Linked DNA regions of Homo sapiens: region 1 is linked to region 2. A link is an interaction called in ENCODE POLR2A ChIA-PET data of the cell type or tissue named here. Cell type or tissue: Panc1. All regions are shown on one strand. Each heading gives the region's core, and the rest is flanking DNA. Links, peaks and the distances in the headings are about the cores only.

What was found. Peaks named below come from ENCODE experiments on the same cell type or tissue, not always from the same donor. Only the 100,000 strongest peaks of a DNase experiment are listed, where the experiment ranks them.
Region 1: POLR2A ChIA-PET joins it to region 2 with 14 read pairs; 4 of 35 experiments call an interaction of 5 or more read pairs at or near these places.

The regions. Positions count from the first base shown.
Region 1 is chrX:103,795,718-103,798,544 of GRCh38, reverse strand. It overlaps a transcript of RAB9B not described here. Among named protein-coding and RNA genes, the nearest start is that of PLP1, 20 kb to the right of the region's middle. In Panc1, for the core only: no CTCF peak of the experiment used is centred there; no DNase peak of the experiment used is centred there.
Region 2 is chrX:103,613,256-103,616,082 of GRCh38, reverse strand. No RefSeq gene overlaps it. Among named protein-coding and RNA genes, the nearest start is that of TCEAL3, 6.7 kb to the right of the region's middle. In Panc1, for the core only: no CTCF peak of the experiment used is centred there; no DNase peak of the experiment used is centred there; H3K27ac peaks cover 410 bases.

The sequences.
Region 1 (2,827 bases), core at 122-2,621, 180 kb before region 2:
ATTTAACGTAATTTATTGAACACTGCCAATGTCATACTGCATCCATTTACATCTATGAATCTTTGTAAGTTATTATTTTCAGCTATAACATCCATTCGAGCCAAGGGCAGTTTAAACTGAACTCAGTATTCTAAAATGTTAAACCATGATTTCAAAATTAATGAGGCATATTCAGTCACATTGTTCTCACTAAAATATTAATAATATCATGTTTCAAATAAGATATAAATTGTGTAAGTATATATTATCAAATAAAACATATTTTAAAATATTACTTCATATTTATCTTATACTTTTAAATGTTGTTTTCCATGCTTTGTAATGTGTATATTAGAACAGCAGTACATGAATATAATGTCAATATTTAAAGCATATGTTTAATATATATTTCAGTACATTTTATATAATGACACACAGCAAATCTGCTCAAATTTTAATATGTATACAAATCGTCCTGGGATCTTGTTAAAGTGCAGTTTCTGATTCAGTGGGTGTAGATCAGGCTGAGATTCTGCATTTCTAACTAGCTCCCGGGTGATCCTGATGCTCCTTGTTCTAAGACCACACTTAGAGCAGCAAGGTCATGGCGGGGGGATGTGGGCTCCAACATGTTTTACTCATAGTATTGCACAATAAAAAATATTTGGAGATGACTGGGGAATGAATGGAGTACACTTCCTTCAGGTTATCCCCCCTTAACCACTGCTTCTCTCAATGGAGTTTTTGGCAGGTACTATGACAAATGTGAACCTGAAATAGGCAGTGCTCCAAAATGGATCCTGAGTGGCTAACTGGGCCTAAATTTTAAATAGAGCCAAGTGGCCATCTGCCAACTATAGGTCAGAGGTCTCAAGTTCCTCCAAAACCCACACCTCTGTTCAACTTTGGGACTTCCAGAGCTCACCTGAACCAACCAATCTGAGATCATCTGCCTTGACCAATCATGGCTTAGCTGCCTCAACCAATCAGGCTCAGTTGCCTTGACCAATCAGGGCTCAGTTCTATCAACCAGTCAGAACTAGGTGAGTTTGAATACTTCATTTGCATAAACTTTTGCTGTAAAAGTATAACCCTAGCTTTGCTCTCTGGAGCACACCTTCATTTTACACCTAAGGCTGTGTGTCTCTGGTGTCCAAACTGTTCTCTGGAATAAAGTCTCTTTCCTTGGGGCTGGGAGCAGTGGCTCATGCCTGTAATCCCAGCTCTTTGGGAGGCTGAGGTGGGCCAGGAATTCGAGACAGCCTGGGCAACATGGCAAAACCACGTCTCTACAAAAAATTTTTTTTAAATTAGCACTGAGCATGGTGCAGTCGCCTGTAGTCCCAGCTACTCTGGAGGCTGAGGTGAGAGGATCACTTGAGCCCAGGAGGTCAAGGCTGTAGTGAACCGAGACGGTGCCACTGCACTATAGCCTGGGCAACAGAGTGAGACCCTGTTTCAAAAAAAAAAAAAAAAAAGGTCTCTTTCCTCTAAATTCCTTTTTATTTTTAATAATTTTGTTTGTTTTATTTTTTATTCAAGACAGGGTCTCGCTCTGTTGCCCAGGACGGAGTGTAATGGTGCAATCACAGCTCACTGCACCCGCAGCCTCTGGGGCTACAGCTATACTCCCACCTCAGCCTCCAGAGTAGTTGGGACTACAGGCACTAGGTACCATGCTGGAGTACTTTTTTTTTTTTTTTTTTTTTTTTTTTTTTGTAGAGGCGGTGTCTCGCTTTGTGGCCCCTTTTCAGAGAACTTTTGTTCACTATACTGAGCTACAATGATAGTGGTTCTGCTCCCTGACAAATACCGGGATTCAGCTAATCTCTGCAGCTTTGCCAGTCAGCTGAGCTAGGATAGGATTAACATGCTCATGTGTAAACTGATGTGACCAACAAGGCCACATGCTCCAGCATGGAACTGAAGGATAATAGTTGCTTCTGCCTCATAAGACTGATGTGAGGATAAAATGAGATGTGTAAAGTACTTTGCAGATACAGTGCTTGATAAAGTGCAGCTATTATTGTTGGAGGCAAGGCTGCTTACAGTCCGGGCCAAGTTTATCTTCAGGCAATTATTATTATTATTATTTCTGAGACAGGGTCTCCCTCTGTTGCCCAGACTGGAGTGCAGTGGCACAATCTCGGCACACTGCAACCTCTGCCTCCCAGGCTCAAGCATTCTTGTTCCTCAGCCTCCTGAGTAGCTGGAATTATAGGCTTGAACCACCACGCCTGGCTAATTTTTGTATTTTTAGTTTTGCAATGTTGGCCAGACTGGTCTTGAACTCCTGACCTCAAGCTCAAGTGATATGCCCTCTTTGGCCTCCCAAAGTGCTGGGATTACAGGCATGAGCCACCATGCCCTGCCCAGACAATTATTTTGAATCTTCTTTAACACCAAGACAAATAGGGCATAAAGCATGACTTAAAATTTTTTAACCTGGAAATATTTTAAAGTAGTTGTAACCCGCTAAGCTATTAAAGACAAACAAACAACAACACATGTGCAGAAATTCCATAAGCACCCATATATTACCTGGCTTTGAGAAATGTAATTTACTTTTGTCCTTTCAGATAAGCCAGCTGCAGAATATATCCTGAGGTACCTGCTTTATGGAATTATTCACACTATTCACCAACAGGAAGGTAGGAACATCTACTGAAAATGACAAATTTTTTTTTTAGGAAAGCTGATATGTATACTTTCTTCCTAGCAGTAATTAGCTGAGCCATTTGTTTGCTAAGACCACTCTGAGCTTGTGATAATATCATCTGCGTATAGGATAATTTGTGTGTTTCTGTTCACTTGTGATAATATCATCTGCATATAGGATAATTTTTAT
Region 2 (2,827 bases), core at 93-2,592:
ATTACAGCTATTTGGGAACAAATGGAAGGCAGTTTTTGGATGACTCAGTTCCCAAGCTTAATTTCCCTTTTGCCATAGTGAGTTTGGGGTCCTGAGAGTCTATTTTTTATTCACAGTTCTCATGACTCCCTTCTTGAGTTCAGTAATTTACTGGAATGACTCACAGAACTTAGAAAAGTGCTTTGCTTACTATTACCAGTTTATTGTAAAGGATACAACTCAGGAAGAGCCTAATGGAAGACATGCATAAGGTAAGATATGGGGTATATTTGGCACAGAGCTTCCATGCCTTTTCTGGGTGCTCCATCTGATCAGTACATCAATGTATTCCCAACCCAGAAGCTCCCGAGCCCCATCATTTAGGGATTTTAATGGAGGTTTTATCGTATAGGAATGATTTATGTAATCATTGGCCACTGGTAATTGAACTCAATTTTTATCCCCTCTCCAATCCCTGGAGGTCAGGAGCAAGGCAGAAAGTTCCCATCCTGTAATCATGTATTTGGTCTTTCTGGTGTCCAGTCCCCATCCTGAAGCTATCTAGGGGTCTTACCCTAAGTCACCTCATTAGCATAAATTCAGGAGTAGTCAAAAGGGGCTCATTATGAATAACAAAAGACACTCCTATCATTCAGAAAATCCCAAAGGTTTTAGGAGCTCTGTGCCAGGAACTGGGGACATTGACCAAATATATACTGTAATATATATTTTAATATATCATGCACCAGAGCCTCCACTGTTTTTGAGAGCTCCCTTGAACTTGGACTTCTCCATATTCTGTTGCAAATGAATTCCTTTCCTTTGGGAAAAAATTTAGAACTCTCCATTTTACATCCTGCTTCCCTCCCTTCCCTCAGGCAAAATCTCTGAGCCATGGCTCTGGTATTTGTAATATGTATCATAGATTATCACAGTCTACCTTCAAATAATATGATAGCTATCTCTCAGTATACTTAGGGGATTGGTTCCAGGACCCACCACTCCCCAGGATATACAAATCTATGTATACCTAGGTGGGTCCTGGAGTTGGCTCTGCAGAACCCATCTTTGTGAAAAGTCAGCCCTCGCTATAGGCAGACTTCACATCCCACAAGTACAGTATTTTCCATCTCAGTTTGGTTGGAAAAATCCACATCAAAAAACACAGGTCAAACCTGTGTTGTTCAAGGGTCAACTGTAAATGATTTCATGGATAATCGAAGAACCCTACAACTGTGCATTCCCCCTCCCATCTTTTTTTCTATTGTTGTACGTATTAGTCAGGGTTCTCTAGAGGGACAGAACTAATAGGATGGATGTATATATAAAGGGGAATTTATTAAGGAGTATTGACTCAGACAGTCACCAGGTGAAGTCCCACAATAGGCCGTCTGCAAGTTGAAGAGCAAGGAAGCCAGTCTGAGTCCCAAAACCTCAAAAGTAGGGAAGCTGACAGTGTAGCCTTTAGTCTGTGATCGAAGGTCCAAGAGTCCAAAAACTGAAGAACTTGGAGTCTGATGTTTGAGGGCAGGAAGCATCCAGCACGGGAGAAAGATGTAGGCCAGAAGACTAAGCCATTCTAGTCTTTCCACGTTCCTCTGCCTACTTTTATCCTAGTCAGGCTAGCAGCTGATTAGATAGTGCCTACCCAGATTGAGGGTGGGTCTTCGTCTCCCAGTTCGGTGACTCAAATGTTAATCTCCTTAGGCAGTACCCTCACAGGCACACCCAGGAACAATATTTTGCATCCTTCAATCCAATCAAGTTGACACTCAGTATTAACCACCACATTGTACATTTTACTTCTACATATGTTACAAGCCATGTAACACATTGTTCTTATTTTTATTGTAGATAATTATTTCTCTTTAACAGCTTTATTGAGATATAATTCATATGCCTTATAATTCACCCATGTAAAGTGCACAATTCAATGGTTTTTAGAATATTTATGGAGGTGGGCAACCATCACCACTATCCAATTTTACATTTTCATCACCCCTAAAGAAAACCTTCCTATTACCATTTTTCATTCCTGCCCTTCTGCAAGCCCCATGCAACCACGAATCTACTTTCTCTATAGATTTGTTGATATGTCCATTTATTATAAATTGGATAATAAACTATGTGGTCTTTTGTGACTGCCTACTTTCACTTAGCATAATGTTTTCAAGGTTCATCCATGCTATGCCATGTATCAGTACTTCTTCCTTTTTATTGCCAAATACATTGTATAATATACCATATTTGTTTATTCACCAGTTCATGGATTTTTTTTCTATATTTTGGCTATTATGAACAATACTGCTATGAACATTTGTGTATACATTTTGCATGACTGTATGTTTTCATTTCTCTTGTGTATATACCTAGGAATGGAATTGCTGGGTCATATGACACATTATGTTTAACATTTTAAAGAATTGCCAATTTGTTATCCCAAGCAAATGCATTCCCATCAGCAATGTATGAGGACTTGTTTCTCCCCATCCTCACCAAAACTTATTTTCTATCTCTTTCGTTTTAGCCATCCTACTGTGTGTGAAGTGGTATCACTTTGTGGTTCTGGTTTACATTCCCTAGTGACTAATACAGTTGAGCTTCTTTTCATATGCCTATTGGACATTTGTATATCTTCTTGGGAGAAATATCTATTCAAATCATTTGCCCATTTTAAAATTGGGTTCTCTTTTTTTTTAATGGTTGAGTTGTAAGAGTTTTTTATATATTCTGGAAATTAGCTCCTTATCAAATGTATTATTTGCAGTTATTTTCTCCCATCTGGTGGATCATCTTTTCATTTTCTCGATGTTATCATTTGAAGCACAAAACGTTTCCATTTTCATGA